Linked DNA regions of Homo sapiens: region 2 is linked to region 1. Evidence: chromatin contacts called from ENCODE Hi-C or POLR2A ChIA-PET data. All regions are on one chromosome and are shown on one strand. Each heading gives the region's core, a stretch centred on a gene start or an enhancer-like site at or near the end of the contact. The rest is flanking DNA. Distances are from core to core; before and after follow the strand shown. Region 1 overlaps SPTBN1 (spectrin beta, non-erythrocytic 1). Region 2 overlaps SPTBN1 (spectrin beta, non-erythrocytic 1).

Evidence for each region. A loop is a pair of places that touch in the nucleus more often than their neighbours do. ChIA-PET counts read pairs that join two places held with the same protein, here RNA polymerase II (POLR2A). Pooled maps may share reads with other maps.
Region 2: a map of heart right ventricle shows a loop between it and region 1 (2.2-fold over the local background). The contact joins two enhancer-like sites. A Hi-C loop is called at or near these places in 46 of 168 maps with a recorded cell type or tissue (B cell, CD4-positive, alpha-beta T cell, CD4-positive, alpha-beta memory T cell and 34 more), 35 of 37 single-sample maps with no recorded cell type and 34 of 50 pooled maps. POLR2A ChIA-PET finds 5 or more read pairs at or near these places in 4 of 52 experiments (HepG2, activated CD4-positive, alpha-beta T cell, activated T-cell and 1 more).

The regions. Positions count from the first base shown.
Region 1 is chr2:54,520,197-54,524,526 of GRCh38, reverse strand. The region is part of intron 1 of SPTBN1 (spectrin beta, non-erythrocytic 1); the gene reads right to left. It overlaps SPTBN1-AS1 (SPTBN1 antisense RNA 1), which reads left to right. Exons shown (of 4, transcript NR_185881.1): 4 at 4,062-4,330. Among named protein-coding and RNA genes, the nearest start is that of SPTBN1-AS1, 36 kb to the left of the region's middle. Within about 2 kb of position 1,709, at least 2 of the 41 ENCODE cell types and tissues checked have a DNase peak (open chromatin) inside an H3K27ac peak, as active enhancers do; they include heart right ventricle, where a contact is called at or near this core.
Region 2 is chr2:54,656,526-54,660,527 of GRCh38, reverse strand. It overlaps SPTBN1 (spectrin beta, non-erythrocytic 1), which reads right to left. Exons shown (of 36, transcript NM_003128.3): 30 at 2,482-2,678; 31 at 1,262-1,374; 32 at 529-592. Among named protein-coding and RNA genes, the nearest start is that of SPTBN1-AS2, 22 kb to the left of the region's middle. Within about 2 kb of position 2,752, at least 5 of the 41 ENCODE cell types and tissues checked have a DNase peak (open chromatin) inside an H3K27ac peak, as active enhancers do; they include heart right ventricle, where a contact is called at or near this core.

The sequences.
Region 1 (4,330 bases), core at 460-2,959:
GGGATGGTTAAGAGGTGGATGTGCTTAGAGGTGGATGTGCTTTGGAGGGAGAACTGACAGGGCCTGGTGAAGGACTGACTAGACCCGAGACATTGAGAAACTGAGCTAGTGCTATGCCTGATGCCTATGGGTGTGGTTAAATGTGGTTAAATTCCCGCATATTTTAAATTTCACTGGGGGGAAACAGGCTCAGTCAGGCATATGAAGCTATCTAAGTAAGTTGTTAATCTGCAAATGTAGGAAGAAAGGAGTGAAAAGACAACACCCCTTTTAAAGTGGTATGAAGCTATCCCAAGAAAAAAAATAAATTATCAACATTTTTTTTTTTGAGATGGAGTTTCGCTCTGTCACCCAGGCTGGAGTGCAGTGGCACCATCTCGGCTCACTGCAGCCTCCGCCTCCTGGGTTCAAGCAATTCTTCTGCCTCAGCCTCCCGAGTAGCTGGGACTACAGGCGCGAGCCACCATGCCCAGCTAATTTCTGTATTTTTGGTAGAGACGGGGTTTCACTATATTGGCCAGGCTGGTCTCGAACTCCTAGACCTTGTGATCTGCCCACCTTGGCCTCCCAAAGTGCTGGGATTACAGGCGTGAGCCACCATGCCCGGCTGTTATCAACATCTTAAAACTCAAAAATTTATTGTCAGGTTTTTGTAGCTGGATGCTCACTTAGTGAAAGCCTTGTTCAGTGTGCACCAAGATGTGCACCTAGGCCAGAGTCAGCAGGCCTCCTCACCACAGCCTGCGTGCTAACCAAACCAGACACCACTCAGCAACACAGAAGGATCATTCAAGAGATGATTCTTCCCCCTCACATATGCCACCACACAAAAAATAAACAAACCCATATATGTAGAAAAGAAACATTTATCGTGCTTGAAATGCAGCTTTTTAAAAGTTCCAGCACATAACCACACATGCCACATGCAACCAAGTTTCCATAGTAAATAAGCTGAAACAAATTAACTGCACCTTAAATAAACAGTAGGCTCTTGGGTGGTACCAGCACACAACTGCCTGCTCTTTTGTCATGGCTGTTTTCTCACATGCTATCCAAGAACACAGCCAACACACCCCACATGTTCCTGAGGAAGAAGCACTGAATCCACTTTACCACTGAGCCACAACATCTGTGACTCAAACTGTCACCCATCTCTGCTCTAATAGAAAAATCCTGAATGGAAGTAAAATCCTGGATTCTCATCAGAGAGACATACTCAATCTCAATTAAGTACATTCACGGGTGTATTAATTTTCACACCTACGTTAGCAATTTATTTATGGGATTTCATAAAAACACAAAAACTTCAGAAATCTAATCGAGTAAGTATATTCCATTGAATGATCTTACAGTGGCATTTAACATTCAAAGTCATAAACCCTTCCAAAAAATGAAAATTAATAATGTCATGCAATCATCTGATCTTGAATATAGTTAACTTTCATGACTATTATCAATATCAGAGACTTTTATAAAATTCAAACTTGGAGGATTCTATCTCTAGGGAGAAAATGTGAAAGTGCTATTAATCCCAAATTCTGAAAGTACAGAAAGTAAAATTTAATCCAACCCAACCCAAGGTAAAACCCAAGCAAGGCATGCCTCTCCCCAGATAAGTTTTAGCTATTTGGTGCCACCTGCTGACCAATGAGAAGAAACCCCCAGGGCTGCTATACCTGCGCTGCAACATCCACCGCACCTGACTCCTGCAGAAGCCCAGCCTGGCCCCTGCCCTGCCCCCACCTGCGAATCTCTCTTTCTATCACTGAACCAACAACTGCTTTCCACAGATTTCTTTCTTTCTTTCTTTCTTTCCTTTCTTTCTTTCTCTCTCTCTCTCTCTCTCTCCTCTCTCTCTCTCTCTCTCTTTCTCTCTCTCTTTCTTTCTTTCTTTTTGAGACAGAGTCTCGCTCTGTCACCCAGGCTGGAGTGCAGTGGCATGATCTCAGCTCACTACAACCTCCACCTCCCAGGTTCAAGCAATTCTCCTGCCTCACCCTCCTGAGTAGCTGGAATTACAGGTGTGCACTATCATGCCTGACTAATTTTTGTATTTTTAGTAGAAATGGGGTTTCACCATGTTGGCCAGGCTAGTCTCAAACTCCTGAACTCGGGTAATCTGCTTGCTTTGGCCTCACAAAGTCCTGGGATTACAGGTGCGAGCCTACCTTGCCCAGCCCACAGATTACTTAGTAAGTAAGTGATAATTCTTGTCTTAAGCTTAAAAGAAGTCACTCAGAGAACTAAAGCACCTTTTTTCCTAATGTTCTTTCTTAATGGTATTCCTTAAAAACACTACTATTGTTCCTTAAAACGGAAAGGTTAGGCCAAGAGTGGTGGCTCACGCCTGTAATCCCAGCACTTTGGGAGGCCAAGGGAGGCAGATCACTTGAGCCCAGGCGTTAAAGACCAGACTGGACAACACAGTGACACCCCCATCTCCACAAAAATAAAAAAAAAAAATAGCCAGCTGTGGTGGCATGCGCCTGTGGTTCCAGCTACTTGGGAGGCTGAGGTAGGAGGACCACTCGAGCCAGGGAGGTGGAGGTTGCAGTGAACCATAACTGTGCCACTGCACTCCACCCTGGGTGACACAGCCAGACTCTGTCTCAAAAGAAAAAAACAAAAAACAGAAAGGTGAATGGGAAGTCAAAGTATCCAAATTATCCACTAGTCTGTGTACAAAATAAATAAATAAATATATGCCAAGCACAGTGGCTCACACCTGTAATCTCAACAATTTGGGAGGCCACGGTGGCCAGATCACTTGAGCCCAGGAGTTTGAGACCAACCTGGGCAAGATGGTGAGACACCCTCCCAACCCTTCTTCACTATCTCTATAAAAATTAGCCGGGCACGGTGGCACGTGCCCGTAGTCCCAGCTACTTGGGAGGCTGAGGTGGGAGGATCACTTGAGCCCAAGAGGTCAAGGCCGCAGTGAGCCATGATCGTGTCACTGCACTCCAGCCCAAACAACAGAGTGAGCCTCGTCTCAAAAAAAAAGCAATGCTCTGAGTTCTTTTTATTCAACTGTTTCACTCAAGTGTCCAGAATTTGATGGTAGAGACATCTTTTTTCTTCAATATTCTCCATCTGTTCAAAGACAATGTCCTTTGTCCAAAGAAAGCTGAGTATTTACAGTGATAGAACCCACTATTTTATTTTCAAGGCAATTTCACGGCAAAACATCCCTCGCTCCCACCATAGCCATCATGGAAAGGTCCCTTCTAGGCACTCAACAGCAGCAAGGGAGTGACGTGAGGGTGAAGAAGTCAGAGTGAGGGCAACAGTATGGAAGAGTGTGCCCATGGCATGGAGACTCCAAACTCCAGCATGCTACAAACATCATCATCCTCTAACCCACTTCCACATGGGACTAGGGCCAGCTGTGAGGACAGTTTATATCACACATACAGGTGTCCCAGGAGGTTATCTAAAAAGGGCTGGGTTTTCTCAAGGTGCTATTGGCCATGCCTCCCGTGGGCTGTGAAGTCATCTGTACTTCTTAAATAGCTGTGGGAAGTTTAGGAAGAGAAGGGAGGAAGGCTTGGCCATCTTGGAACTCTGCCTGGTGGTTCCACCATTAGGAAACCCAGAAAGGACTATGTAAGGCTGACACAAGGAAAGGGAATCTCCCCTTGAAGAGAAAGGCCCTCATCCCTCTAATAGCAGAGCAAGGGCCTGGATTCCACTGGACTTGCTCACCACAGTAGGAGCTCGTTAAATAACTTTTGAATGAATAAAAACAGTAATACCCTGCGTGTGACAAGGGTAATGCCCATGTTCTTTGTGACTAGGTTTCAAAAAGATAGGAAAGTGCCTATCTACTTTCCCTGCTCTTCTCTATTGTGGGGTGGGGGGTGGGGTGGCATGGGGTAGGGTGTGGGTGTGTGTATGTATAAAAAGGAATATGTAGAAAAGCCAAGATCCTCCCCCTCAAATTACTCTTCTCTAATCCTACATCCTATGAACTGGAATTTTCCATAAGATGCACAGAAATTCCAGATGCTTTATTATTTTCTGCTTCAATAAGCAGACACTAAATTCATTTCTTCAAACAGGTGGATCAAGGCAGAAATGGATGTGGAAATTATCATCCTGTACCTTTGAGGTAAAGAGGCTTCTACAGCTCTGGCATGAGCTACCACAGGTCATAACCATTAGGAAAGAAACTGGAATGTTACCATGCCAGGCTTTGTAAGTATTCTGTTAGTTCTCCTCTATATTGATTAAAGTTCGTAAAGTCAATACCTGGAACAGCCCAGAGGGAAAATACTTTACCTGTTCTCTTACTTCCCAAGATACCACATTTATTATCTAAGTCGCACAG
Region 2 (4,002 bases), core at 1,503-4,002, 130 kb before region 1:
CTCCCTCCTCATACACCAGTCTTCCTAGTTAATAGTAAACTACTATAGGTTAATAACATCTGTAAAGGCGGCTACATATAGCACAGTACTGTGCCCTGTTAGAATAACTGAATGTGTCATACCTGTTAGATTCTAGTTTTCTTCTTCATTATGCTGTAATCTCATTTAATTTCATTTCAATTACTCATGTAAGGGTTTCGCTGTAAAATCTTAATAAAGTAAAAAGCTCACAATAAATAAACAAAAAATAAGTATGCTGCTTTAAGGCAAGTGGGCATCCATCAGTTAAGAGACTCAAACATGAATTAAATGCAAACAAATATGAAACCAAGGAAGGCTATGAATTAAGTAAAAATTTTAACATTTTGGGTGAAGTGGAAGCCAAAAAGTCAAAACCCAGAGGATTTGGAAAGGGTGATTCTTGACAAATGGTAGTGAACTTCACAGTCCAGACCATGGCTGGTCACTGGCTGTCCGTCTGCTATTAAAGTTTTTGTAGTTTTGGTAGGTTTGAGAGCGGTAACTAACCCGTGGAGATCCCTGTTCAGCTGGCAAACCGTTTTGGGAAACTTGTTCTCCTTTTGAAGTATCCCTGTTAGGGAAGAGGGGAAAAGGAGGAAGGGAAAGGAAGAAGAGGAGAAAGAGGAAACAGTAAGAAAGGGTGGGAGAACATCATCACTCAATTTTATTACGTGCAACCTTTTCACATAATTTAATTCTTTTTAAATCTGAAACTTCCAAGTGTTTTAAATAGACTCTAGACAGAAAAATACGACTACAGGAATGCCCTATGCCCCGCTCCACCACATAAAGGCAGCATTAGAGGTTGCCATGGAACTCTTACCATAGCAAAATAATTAGCCCTTTGGAAGTAGAGAATAATTGCTGCCCTCTGTGTGAAGTTACTTAGAACTCTCAAAAAACGCATCACCACAAAATCACTGGCCTAAAATCTGGGCAGTTCACTCCATGCATTTAATCATATGGAAGTTCTGAGCATCCTGTGTGTGTGCACACAGGATGAGAAAGGGCACTGTCTACATTCTACTTCTGCCACCTACATACCTATGTGACTGTGGACAAATCAGTGCCCTCCAAGGTTATTTAGGGATAACTGTACAGCCTTTAAACAGTCTATGGAAGCAATCAGTAGGCAGGGCATGTGGTTAGGCCTAGCAATGCAAGGCTTCAGAAAGATGCCCCATAAACCTCATTGGCCACCGAGGCTAAGGGTCCAGCCTCTGGAGCTGCTGGGACTCACCACTGCTGCTGGGACTCGGCTTCCTCTGAAACCTTCGTGCTCGGCTCGGGAGAAGGCGGCCGCCTCTTCCTCTCCTCTTCCTCTTGCTGTCTGCGCACTTCCAGTAACTCCAACTAAGAGAAAATAGAGTGATGTTTGGTAGAGTCCCAAACTCTGCCTCTTTTCAGAAAAAGGTTCTAGGAACCCAGGAAGTCCTCCTGTCTAGTTTGCTAAACTGGACCACACTGGACAAGAAGCTCTAACATCCTGAGCCAAATGGAATTAGGTTCACAGGAACTGCAGCTACAACCTAAAACTACAGGAAATAGTCTATTCCATGGGCTGGCAAAATTCCTGTGAGTTGTTTGTAGGACCCCTGGGAGCTTGGGTTTAATTTCTAAAGTAACTATGCAACTCTCAACTCTGCTGAGGAGAAAAGTACCTGAGCCTGAGGGTTCATGCTGGACTCCCCAGGAGAGCTCAGACAAACACCAGGGACAGAGCTGCAATAATTCTCAAGGAAGCCGCTTGTGCTGTGGTGGGGATCTGTGTTCAGCCAAAACCCAAACAACACATTAAAAAGCCACAGAATAGTCTAACTGAAACAAAGCCATTTCATGAGTCATATGGATGTACCAGAAGTACTCTGTTTTAACACAAATGTATGCAGGTACATTTTAAACACCCAGAACTGGAAACCAGAAACACCATTTTTGTACACTGCAAAGGATCAGCTTTCTACCAGGAATGCAAAAGTCTTGGGAGAGGAAACACCAGTGCACAAATCCTATTCTAAGGCCTTTATGTTGACAGAAGAGGGGATCAGGACTGGGGACTTAACAACAGGCTAGGATTAAGCTTCCATTTGATGGGAATTCTAATTCTGAAATTCTGAAGAAAATTTTGAGGCCATGCCCCCTTGAGAACAAAGCTTTTATGAGATAGGGGAGAATGAAAGATTCGAAGAAAAAAGCAAACACCACCAATCAACCCCCAGGCAGGAAGCTACTATAAGGGATCATAAATCCAGGTGCCCAGGATGTGACTGAGGAGGTAACAGTCCTGACCCTCTCCCTAGGTCCTGCTCCACAGGAGCCACCCATTTTAAGATGATCTTCACTACTTGAAAAAAACCCAAAAAACAAAAACAAGCAATCGTGTGAATTCCCTGGTCTAAGAGGCAAGCAGGAAGAAAAGGCTGCCCAGGGCACCAACAGACAAAGGGCCCAGCGGCCACTTACTGTAGTCAGCCTTTCCAGGGCAGAGAACCTCTCATCCCAGGTTGCTGCAGACTTTTCAAATGCCTCGTGGCGCTTGATGAGCTTCTCCACCTCGTCCACGCTCTGGCCTATCTCTCGGCTGGATAGGTACGGCTCCTGTCCAAGCAGCCAGGCCTCGGCCACACTGGCGTCTCTTGAGAACTGATGGACCTCCAGAACTGCACAGGGTACCATGAGTTAGTACACGTTGACCAGGAGGTGCCGGGCAGTCATATGGCCTTACCTCTTGGCACTGCTGCCCTCTGGTGATGGCTACCTGCATAACCAGTCTATCGTCTACTCTAAATTAGCCCTGTCCAATGTAAATGTAATGTGAGCCACACTTGCAACTTTGACTTTTCCAGTAGCCACATTAAAAAGAGTAAAAATAAATAGGTGAAATTAACTTTAATAGTGTATTTCACATAATATGTATAAAATTATTACAACATGTAATCAATATGAAAAAAACTATTGAGATCTGTTACAATCTTTTTTCTTCTAAATCTAAATCTGATGTGCATTTTACGGCACACATTCACTGCCCATCTCAATTTGAGACATTTCAAGTTCTCAAGAGCCACACGTGGGAAAGCAGCTATCATACTGCTCAGCGCAGGTCTACAGTGAACGCTCTGTTCACTCGGCCCCACTTCATGAGCTAAGCCTTCAGAGACCTGCAGGAATTCACAATCTACACGTAGCCAGATGGGCAGGCATTCTTAACTCGCCCTCTTTTGGGCGGTAGTTGTGTGTTTTATTTTGGGGGGTTTAGAGGGAGGGAAGGATATGGGAACACTACAGATGGTGGGGACCAAGGCTTTTGCTCTGTTTCATTCTGTTCTTCCACCTGTGAGGAAATGGAACACTAGTTCCAACATAGTTATGAGAAGGTAGGTTAGAACCAGGCTTTCTGCTATAGTTAACACTGATTTTCACTTCATTTCATGCAGCAAAGCCTGGGATCATTGAGGTAAAAAATGGACTGTGGGCAGCGTTGGTGTCCCAAGGAGCTGGCTAGCTATCTGCTTTCAGCACCTCGGTAGCCCCCAACATGACTACATGAAGAAGATGCCACCTCTGCACTAGGGACTTACTGGCTTTTCAAGGCAGGGACTGTGCATATCACTGTGTCCCTGGTGTACAAGCTGGTGCCCGGTTCAGTGTGTAATGTGGGTTTTGCTGAGCTGAATGAAACTGCCCCACAATTCTCAAAACATACAGACCAAATCCTCCTGCAAAGAATGGTCAAAAAGTGGGATTTCTGAGGGCTCTGGGCCCAACAGAGTGTGCCGTCAAACCTCTCAGAAAAGGCCCTTGCATTTGGTTTCTAGTAAACCCCCATAACATGCATAGATGGAGTTAGAACATAAGGACAGAGCCCAGAACTCCAACAGAGAATGGCAAAGCATGGTAAGCAATGCTAGAATTGCGCTGTTAGTGCTCATACCAATTATGAAATGCTATTCCTAATACTGTACATTATAAACCCTGTATTAGCTC